Regions from separate parts of the Homo sapiens genome. Here region 1 is linked to region 2. A link is a loop called in an ENCODE intact Hi-C map of the cell type or tissue named here. Cell type or tissue: gastrocnemius medialis. All regions are shown on one strand.

The links. Peaks named below come from ENCODE experiments on the same cell type or tissue, not always from the same donor. Only the 100,000 strongest peaks of a DNase experiment are listed, where the experiment ranks them.
Region 1: it touches region 2 in a loop (7-fold over the local background); 8 of 110 quality-filtered maps call a loop at or near these places.

Annotation. Positions count from the first base shown.
Region 1 is chr5:173,751,611-173,756,610 of GRCh38, reverse strand. No RefSeq gene overlaps it. Among named protein-coding and RNA genes, the nearest start is that of LINC01484, 7.9 kb to the right of the region's middle. In gastrocnemius medialis, no CTCF peak of the experiment used is centred here; DNase peaks (open chromatin) are centred at 1,082 and 3,050; H3K4me3 peaks cover 300 bases; H3K27ac peaks cover 4,545 bases.
Region 2 is chr5:173,668,570-173,673,569 of GRCh38, reverse strand. No RefSeq gene overlaps it. Among named protein-coding and RNA genes, the nearest start is that of LINC01942, 18 kb to the left of the region's middle. RefSeq lists an enhancer at 2,971-3,567. In gastrocnemius medialis, no CTCF peak of the experiment used is centred here; DNase peaks (open chromatin) are centred at 479 and 2,289; H3K4me3 peaks cover 1,063 bases; H3K27ac peaks cover 3,672 bases.

The sequences.
Region 1 (5,000 bases), 83 kb before region 2:
CTTTCTATTTCTTACTCATGAATCTGAGAAAAAGTTGTGTCCCTGCTGGGAGGGACTGGGCTTGACTCTAGACTAATGTTGGGTTTGGGTCTGTACCGTGTCCCTCTCATCCTGTATAGACCAGGACACATGTTTTTCTCACCGGATAATAGGGGCACAGAAGACCAAATCACACAAACACATTTAGAGCCTCTGCTCAGCTCGCAAACACTCATGTGCCACCGGTTCACAAGAGTCACATGGCCAAGCTCGACTTCAGTCCCTTGGAGAGACAAATTCTCCCCTTCAATGGAGAGATACTGAAAAGTCATGTGATGAAGGGCATGGATGTCTAATTCTCTTAAAGGGGAATGAAGAATCGAAAGCAATATTCCAATCTATTCTATTCCCCAAAGTAAATAAAATGTTAACCCCAAACAAGAAATAAACGTAGGTTGAAAACCACCAATGCCCACCACAATGGTTTTGCGTAATACCCACTCGGACAAGTTGAAGAAGTTTGGTGGCAGGGGGCGGGAGTGAAGATATTTTCACTGGATTCTTTCTTGTCCTTGGGTCAAGACATGAAAAGTGCTGGTCAGTGCGACCATAGAGACTGGGATGGGGCAGGTCTCTGATGGAGACTTCAGGAGTCTGAACACAACACTGTCCCATTTGTGACATTTATGAATGCCATGATGATGAAATTCAGAGAAATGATGAAGTTGGGGATCATACCCCAACTCTGGGTCCTGAAACATTTGGAACTCCAACATATTATGAATGTCACGTCTGAGAAACTGAATCCAAACTCACTATTTTCACAGTGGTTGTTATCGGTCCTGCCCATTGGGCTTCAAAACCTGACCACATGGGCAAAAAGATTGGGAGATTTTGCTTAGTTCTGTGATCCTAATTATAGCCCTTCTCTGAACCTCAGTTGACTCATTTGCAAAATGGGACTAATAAGACCTGCTTCAGAGACATATGGAGACAACTCAAAGCAACACTGTGTGTGAACTAAGCTTGGAACCCATGAGGTGCTCAATGCATGTTGGTGCCTAGGCACCCTCCCCTTTGAAGCACGCCCATAACTGGTGGTTCCAGAGGACTCAAAGATCATGTTTTGTAGGGTGTGCCCAACAGAAAAGCTGATGAAGCAAGCACTCACTATTGGAGATGGGAAGCCTGCTCATTCCCGCACTTTAGCCCTCATTGGAAGTGGCCCATTCGACTTCAGGCATACTGCTTAAAGGGACACTTTGACAAAGGGTAGCAGGTTCAGCAAGAGCCACAGGAGAAAAAAAAAAAGGAACTCAACATCCTTTCTAATAAAAAAAAGTTGGAAGAGCAGAGGAGCATTAGGAAAGACAGAAATATAATGCCAAATATTTGCCAGAGTGACTTCTATTTTGAGAATATAGAACACTATCAGATGCAAATGGCAGGCTGGGGATTTTAGCTCAAAGTAGGGAAGGAATTTGCACCCATAACAGTTGCCTGAGTTTAGAACACACGGCCTTATCATGGGGCTTGGGTCAGACATATCTAGTTCAAATCCTGCCCTAGCTCCTCACTCCTCAGACAGCCTTGGGGCAAACATGTCTACTTCTCTAGGCTTCAGTCCAGACCAGAGTTTTGATCACATTAAAAGCTAAGAAAGGGGCAACAGACGACAAAGATTCTTGGATTTGGCCTTCCAATCATTCCCCCAACCCCCAGAACCAGAGACAAGGCAGAAGCCATAGGAGGGGAAATACTGATCCTCCTGGTGCCAGAGGACACGGAACAATGGGAAGGTCATGGTTTATCGCCTGCACCTTGCAAGATGGCAGGTTCACAAGAGAGAGTGAAGGAGAAGGCAGCATTTGCCTGGTTCACGCCATCTCTCCAGGACCAAGCACAAGACCTGACATAATGGCAGCCCTTGATCAATATTGGAAAGCAAGAAAGAAGGCAGGAGGGAAGGGAAGGGAAGGGAAGGGGAGAGAAGGGGAGGGGATGGGAGGCATTCTATGTGCTAAGCCCTCCACTTTACAGAATCTAACCTTCCCAAGTACCTGGTAAATCAGGAATTATTATCCCTTATTTTCCCAATATGTGGAAATTGGGCTTAGCAATTTACCTTTTGCAATTTATGTGACCTTGCGATTTGCCTTTTGCAATTTATGTAACCTCTCTGTGCCTCAGTTTCCTCATCTGAAAAATAGGAGGGATAATAATAACATATTTTGGCTCATAGACTTGTCATGTGAGTGCCTTGTCTGAGACACGATGAACTCAGATTCAATTAAGTTATTATTATCACATTGCAAAAGGCAGCTTTGGGACTCAAGACCTGGTCTTTCTGATTGAAAGATTCTTTTTACCTTACCATGCACTTCTGCAAACAAACATTTAAAAGAGTCTACACTGTAATCAATGCCCAATATATAAATTAATTTCCATTTAGTTTCCTTCTCCCAAGTTGAGGCCTGAGCACAATTTTGATAAGCTACAGATTTATAAATTACTCAGAGCTGGATTTACTGGGGAAGGGTGGTGAAAATGTGGCACAGGGCAGAGGAGGAGAAGTAATTCCTATAAAGTAGTGTCAAAGCAATAAATGCAGATCGTGGGATTCATGGTGATGACAGCTCATCGGCTTCCATGAATATTTGATCAGGTTGGGTTGCAGGAGTGTGGCCTGGAATTTCCAGGCAGGCTGTGACTTGGGCTTATAAATAGTGAACATGCAGGAATGAAACGGACTCCCAAACCTGAGTATCCCTCCCACCAGAAATTTGTGCTGCGTCAACTGGGGGAAGGTGGTGGGTCAACTAGAGGGACCAAGGGGCGAGGAGGAAGAGGGGAGCTGCTAATCACCCACCATCACCCCACGCCTCTACCCTGCTCCCTCCAGTGCCCCCAAATGACCAGTGGTTCCCCTGGCACTGATCTGAGATGGCGCCATTAACAAGGGCCAGAAGCCATTTAGTCTGCGTTGGAATAGCTGGGATAGTGTGAGCCAATCTCCAAGCCCCAGGCTGTTTTCCAGCCCTCTCAGGAGCAGCTCAGGTTTCTGGCCCAGTGAATGGCGCAAGCTGGGGCCTCTCTAAGCAGATCCGGTTACGCTCCCGCACTGCCTGCCGAAGCCAGGGACACTCCGTTAGAGGAGATCAGACTCTGGCTTGTTGGTGACCCTGAAGTGAGGGCCTATCAGCCCTAACCATCTCCACTGCTGCATCCAGGCTTATGACTGTGACCTGAACCTTTGCTTAAGGGGGAGACCATGGACGCAGGAAAATTTGGTTTTCCAAATTTCCAAATCCTAGATCTGCCACTTTCTAGCTCAGGGACTTCAGCAATCCTTTAGCCTCTCTGAGTTTCAGTTTTCTCATCCTTAGTGTAGGGATAATATAAGTATCCAGCTTGTGCCTTTATCAGGAGATATAAGTGAGATGGGCCATGCAAAAATTATTTTGCTCAGTGCTTAGCTCATACTACGTGCTTCATAAATATTAGCTACTTTTATATTTTGTTATCATTGCTGCTGCTAAGAGTATGTTTCTAGGAAACAGAATTTTGTGCCACATTGGCCAAGGTAATCTTTTTTAGACTCAAATGGAAAAATGAGATCTTGTAGTGTCCAACTATTTCTTAGGGACAGACTGCAGCCCAGATAAGCAACTTCCTCCAGGTCACACAGTTAGCTGGGGGCAAAGCTGAGCCTGAAACCAGGCCATGTGAGCCACATTCTCCTCCTCCTCCTTGTTGTACACTATCCAGTGTACAAAATGTTTTCGCATTTATCTGTCTCCATCATGCCATGCCGCAGCAACACACATGCAGAACAAAGAGAACTGGGCCCGTGCAGCCTTGTCTGCCTCACTCACAGTGCATTCTGGGAAACTCCTCCAAGCCCTGGGAAGCCTTGTCAATTAGCATCCTTCTGGCAGGCTTTTTAACGTCCAAAGGAAATCAGCATAGTCAATCTCTTCAGGATTTTAGTTTGAACTTTAATTTCAGCCCCAAGCCTCAACAATATCTCTGTTCTTTGCTCCCTCCATTTCATTTTTTTTTTTTTAAGACAGGGTCTCAGTCTGTCTCCCAGGCTGGAGTGCAGGGGCGCAATCACAGCTCACTTCAGCCTCTGCCTTCTGGGCTCAAGTGATCCTCCCATCTCTGCTTCCCGAGTAGCAGGGACTACAGGTATGTGCCACAATGCTTGGCTAATTTTTGTATTTTTTGTGGAGACGGGGTTTCACCATGTTGCCCAGGCTGGTCTTGAACTCCTGAGCTCAAGTGATCCACTCGCCTTGGCTTCCCAAAGTGTTGGAATTACAGGCGTGAGCCACTGTGCCAGATCTTACTCCCTCCATTTCAAAGGAGAGCTGGAGAAATGAATCTATCCCTGGGTGTGTGTGTATCTGTGTCTGTGTCTGTGTGTGTATGTAAAAATTAAAGCAAATGCTCATGGCACAGGATGTTTCCCCTCCCAAGGAAGAGCAAAGGAAAACCTGGGCTGTAAAACTTGCGCTCTAGGCACCAACCTTGCTGCTACAATTTGGAAGTCACCTGTGTTGTTATGAATTTTAAAATAAACCTGAACTGAATTGTAATTCAGACAAAACAGTGTTTTGCCTAAAAACAAAACCCTAAAACTGTAAGCCACGAGACACACGGGGGGTCAGGGTCAGGATGCAGGAGACACAGACTTCAAACCCAGACAGACTTGATTTCAAGTCTCAGCTCTACCATGCACTGGCCATGAGGACTTGAAAATACCACTGAGCATCTCTGGGTCTCTGTCTTCTCATCTGTAAAATAGGGACAGTATCAACCACCTCATAGGCTCCTTGTCAGACATAAAATGAGAGGATGTATAGAAAGTACCTGATATAGGAAATGTGCAGTCAATAAGAGCTGTCATTAAGTGTGACTGTCACCATGGCATGACTTCCCCCAGTGACATTTCTGGCAGAATTCCTAGATGGTTCTGCTGTGGCGGGGAGGCCTGAGAAAGCACTGACCCCTTCTAC
Region 2 (5,000 bases):
TAATGGCCAGCTCCTGGGCAGAGAGCTGGCACAGGATTGGCCGGGCTGGGTGAACCCTTCCTTTCCAATTCTGCAGCACAAAGGCCCCAGTGACTTAGCAACTCCGATAAGAGGTCAATGGGCAAATGTCAGTCCTTGATTGAATGCACCTCTTGGCCTGGTTTCAGGAGCCCCAGGGCTGCCTCTCTGCATTTCCCTCGGCTCTCCCCACTCCTATGCAACTGGAGGAAGGTGAAGCATTTGTTGGAAAGCCCTCCCATCCACCCTTTCCCTATCTCTGGCAGGAAAGAAAGCCTATCCCTTCATGTCCCAAGGTCCGAAAGCACAATGAAAACCGGCATCATTATCCTTCAGCCGTGAATGGGAAAAGCAGGATGTTGACTATGGGTCGTCACCTAGGAGGACGGATGAGACTGGATTCAGTCGCAGAAAAGGACAGGAAACAGTCGCTGCCTTGTTTATCACTGTGTGATAGATAGCATCCCGGGGCCACCTCTCCACGCAGGGCCTCATTAGGAAGTCAGCACCTGAAACAGGAACCTCCGCATCACATGGTCCAAGATGAAACAGGGCCTGTTAGCTCGGTCTCCCAGGACTGTGGATCCTTTTTGCATTCCTTCTATTGTTTTTCCAATGTGGGGGCTTGGCACTGGGCACAGTGAGGGTCTCACACCTCTGCTGGTTCTCACCAACAGGAAGCATCTCCCACATTGACATCTTCAAGCAGCCCCTCCCCAAGCCCCTCGAAGTCACTTAGTCTTCATTCTCATCTAGTCTTTTCTGCAAACTCTCCTGCTCCTCAGTCAACGCTCTTTTATTCTTCTTTAGACTTTTTCTCTGCATCCTCCTGCCCCTGCCAGCATAACAATTGAAAGAACTGTCAAATCTTCTCAAATAAATTTTTCTGCATTTTTTTGCTTCTTCTCATATTTAACCTTGTTGATATTTTAATTTTTTTCAGCTTGTAAAAGATTAGAAATCAGAAAGAATTTAAGAAGTTTGTATAGTATACAACACCACGTGCAATAAAATGGGCACAACTTGTCTCCCTTTTATACTATGTAGCTACTGATCACTTTGGACTGCTACGAAATACATAGGACATCAATATGTAACATATTAGCTGTATGTTGATTTCTATAGACAGCGAGGCACCTGACCTTTGGTCTGGAATGCATCTTAAAAATCGGACGTGGATTGTATTACTTTGTCTTGCTGCACAGTTGTTCACCACAAACTGTCACAGGTGCCCCTCACAGCCTTTTTGGTACTCCAGTGGGGGCCTGCTCTGATTAGACGCTGTGCTCAAGGCCATTCTCACTGACTTGCTATTGCAGGGCTGCGAATGCTCGAGAAATCAGACTCTTACACACAGGTGAGTTTCTGGGATCTGGTTAGTAAACCATACCTTCAAGTAAACCACCATAGCCTCCACCATATTCAGAATAAGCAAAACCCTAGAAATGTTGACTTGAAGAAGGATGTCCTGTCCCTTTGGTGACAAGTTGCCTTGTCACAGGAAGATAAAAATGGCTTCATTTGCCCATTTGCCACAGTAGCTCTGATGATCAACCCTGCTTCCTGTCTTGTGCTCCCTTCAATGGATTCTCCATGCACAAAGCAGAGTGATCCTCTTAAAATACAAATCAGGTCAGCTGTCTCTCCCCTGCTTCCAAAAATTCTGCAAAATATTTAGCATCTCAGTCAAACTCCTTCCTACGATAGTGCCTATCACTCTGACTTCATCTCATGGCATCTTCTCCCCCTCGCTCATCACGCTGGAACCACTTTGGCTTCCTCACTGTTCCAAAGACATGCCAAGCTGGCTTTCTGCTCAGTGGGGTTGTAGTTGCTGTTCTCTCTGTGTGGGATGCTCTTCCCTCAGATTTCTGCATGGCTGGCTCTTTCTCATCAGGTCTCACCTCAAATGTCACCTCCTCCGAGAAGCCCTCTGATCTCTCACATCACTCAGTCTCATTTTCATCACATCCCTTATCATTACCCAATATCTTTCTGTTCATTTCATCATGTACTTCCCCTACCACCCGCCGCTGTGAGAAGATAAGCTCCGTGAGAGCAGCAGCATGGTCTGGGGTCCCATAAACGGGCTCCTCCAAGTCCGGATCCATCTCCAGGCGGCTTCCAGTCCAGAGTTCTAGGCACAGCACCAGCCAGCTTCTTGAACGAGTGTTGGCATTTCTTTCTCAGTGGCTTTGAAATCAGACGTCAGCCCCCAACCTCGTGACTCAGCCGGCAGCATGTGAGAAGGCTGGCTTGGGGACACAAAGTCCTTCGATCTTTAGAGAGATAGCAGCCCTCCTGGGAACGGGGCCACAGATGAAGGCTGAGCATGAAGCCTGGGCACTGGCCTGCCACTGGAAGCTGACCCTCTGCTGGACCATGCCAACTCTTGACATTTCCCAAACTAGGCAATGGCCCAGGCTTTTGAAAGCCAGTATCGCCTAGCTATGGAATCGCCATGCAGATAGTGCTCAGGGAATGAAATTAAATTTCCCTTTTCAGAACAAAGACAAACACACTCCTCTCACCCATCCTACGAGAGCTGGGCCGGGAGCGCCTGCCTCCGTGCCAGGATTCAAAGCCCACGGGCTCTCCTGCTTGCTTCAGCAGTTCCTGGCAAGTGCAACGGAGTTCTCCCGCTTTAAAATCTAATTGCCTGCCCACGCCCGTGAATCCCATCTCCAAAGGCAAGAAAAAAAAAAATTTTAAAAAAAAGTTGGTGGGGGTGGGAGGGGCCGGGGTTCTCACACATTCAGCCCAGATGAGCCCATTTAAGCTTTTGACATTATGCCTTTTGGGGAGGCCGATTCAAAATAAAACCAGCCCGAGAAGCTCCTGTTTTAAACAGAAAGATCCATAAATGCAGCTTCTGTCAGTAATGAGAAAAATGGAAATCACAAGCAAAACCAGAAAACTCATTCCCCCAGAATCTTAATGATCTCCAGAATAATTGTGCTGGTCTCTCAAATCAAGGAGTGGACGGTGACAGCCCTGGGTTTTCACATGAGGGTCAGATGGGTTCATGTTTTTTTAATTGGGCTCATTTCTAAGCAATGTGCTTGTCATGATGCCTTAATCCCTTCCCTGTGCCCAGCAAAAATGCTTTCTCTCTCCTTGTCTCCCTCAAACAAATGCAGCTTCTCAACAGGGAAATGAGCTTCCCTGTCTTGCAAACAGATTTCTTATCATATGACTGATCCACTGTGGGTGAACTTGCATTTCTCTTGCATAAGAAAGCAATTTCCTGAAGAGAGAAAGGGGGGAAAATCAAACCGCTTACCTCTCCTTGTTTTCCATATTAGCATCCTTAGCTGAAGCTCCTGAAGATAATGGGAAAGAAACGACTTTATTTCAGAGGATGAATATCAATCTTTCAGATAGCAGTGGGATGTTTAGGGCTCTCTAAGAGGCAGCCAGGTTTTCCTGCATTTGTTTTATTTGGCAGGACTCACAAGAAGGAACAAATTCTTTGACAATTTCAAAGTTTCTCCAGACAAACTGCTACCTTCTGATAAAATCTAGCAGGCTAAAGTTCAACAATGACAAACAAATTAGAAAATTCTGCCATTATAGCGGAATATAAATTGGCAGGTTCATTTAGGAGGCTTAAAACAAAGAATGAGATCTTAAAAGTAATAAAAAATAATAATGAGCTTTGGGATTAAAAAAAAAGAAAGAAAAGGGTAATTTCTCAAGTGTGCGCAGAGGTGTGAAAAGTGACAGCAGCCATCAGTTAAATAAAGAAGCACCAGTGATTTGGCAGACAGTAACCATAGCACACAGTCTCAGGGGGGGCCTCAGACCTGTCTTGGCCATTTCACTTCTCTTGTAGGTTCTGGCTTTCAGCTTCGTTGCACCAAGAGAGGGTGGTGAGCCCAGCACAGGCCCAGCATGAGGATCAGCCCTGAGAGTGGGCTGGGGGTGGGGTCAGAAAAAGAGGAAAGAAGGAGGGAAGGAGAAGGGAAGGAAGAAACTACTGTTTTACCTGCGTTGGTTGATTCAATTTGAGAAATGCTTGTTGTACACCCACTATGTGCCAGCTGAGGCCAGAGGCCAGGAGAAAATGGTGAGCAAAGCAGGAACCCAGCTCAGCCCTTTTGGAGCTCCTGGAGAGGATGACTTTAACCACATGCTATGGTTTGAGTGTGTCCCTTCTGAAACTCATGTTGAAATCTGATCCCCAATATGGCAGTGTTGGGAGAGGGGCCCTAGTGGGAGGTATCTGGGTCATGGGACACCACTGTCATGAATAGATTAATGCCGTCTCTCAGGAGGGAATTCTGACTCTTGTGGGAATGAATTAGTTCCCAAAAAAGAGGGTTTTTTTTAAGTGAGCGCAGACTCTCATGCATGTCTTTTTGCACATGCCTTCTTACCTTTCTGCTTCTCCACCACCTTGTGACCCAGCATGAGGCCCTCACTGGAAGTGGAGTATATACCAGTGCCATGCTCTTGGACTTCCCAGCCACCAGAATCATTAGCCAAGTAAACTTGTTTTCTTTATAAATTATCCAGCCTCCGATATTTTGTTATAGCGACACTAAACAGACAAAGGCACTAGACAAACACACAAATAAATGTAAGGTGGTCATCTTGCTGAGTGCTACCAGGGAGTGCATGAGCACGTGGCTCTGTGCACAGGAATAACCAGGAGAAAAGACCAGGTGTGGTGGCCAAGACAGCATCCCTAGAGCACAGGGAGGTTGGAGCCAAACGTTCATTATGTTTGAGTGCTTTTCTATGCCAGGTCCTGGCTAAGTATTTTATAATCATTATCTTATTCACTTCTTGCATTAGCCCAATGGGACAAATGCTCTTATAACCCCATTACAGATGAGTACCTTAGGCTCAAAGAGGTAATATTGCTTGCCTGAAGTCACAGAGCTGTGGAGGACTCAGACTCAAAGGCAGGCAGCCCTGTCTCAGAGCCCAGGGCCCTGACCACCACAGCAGACGCTGCCCTCCCAGGAAGGGTGGGC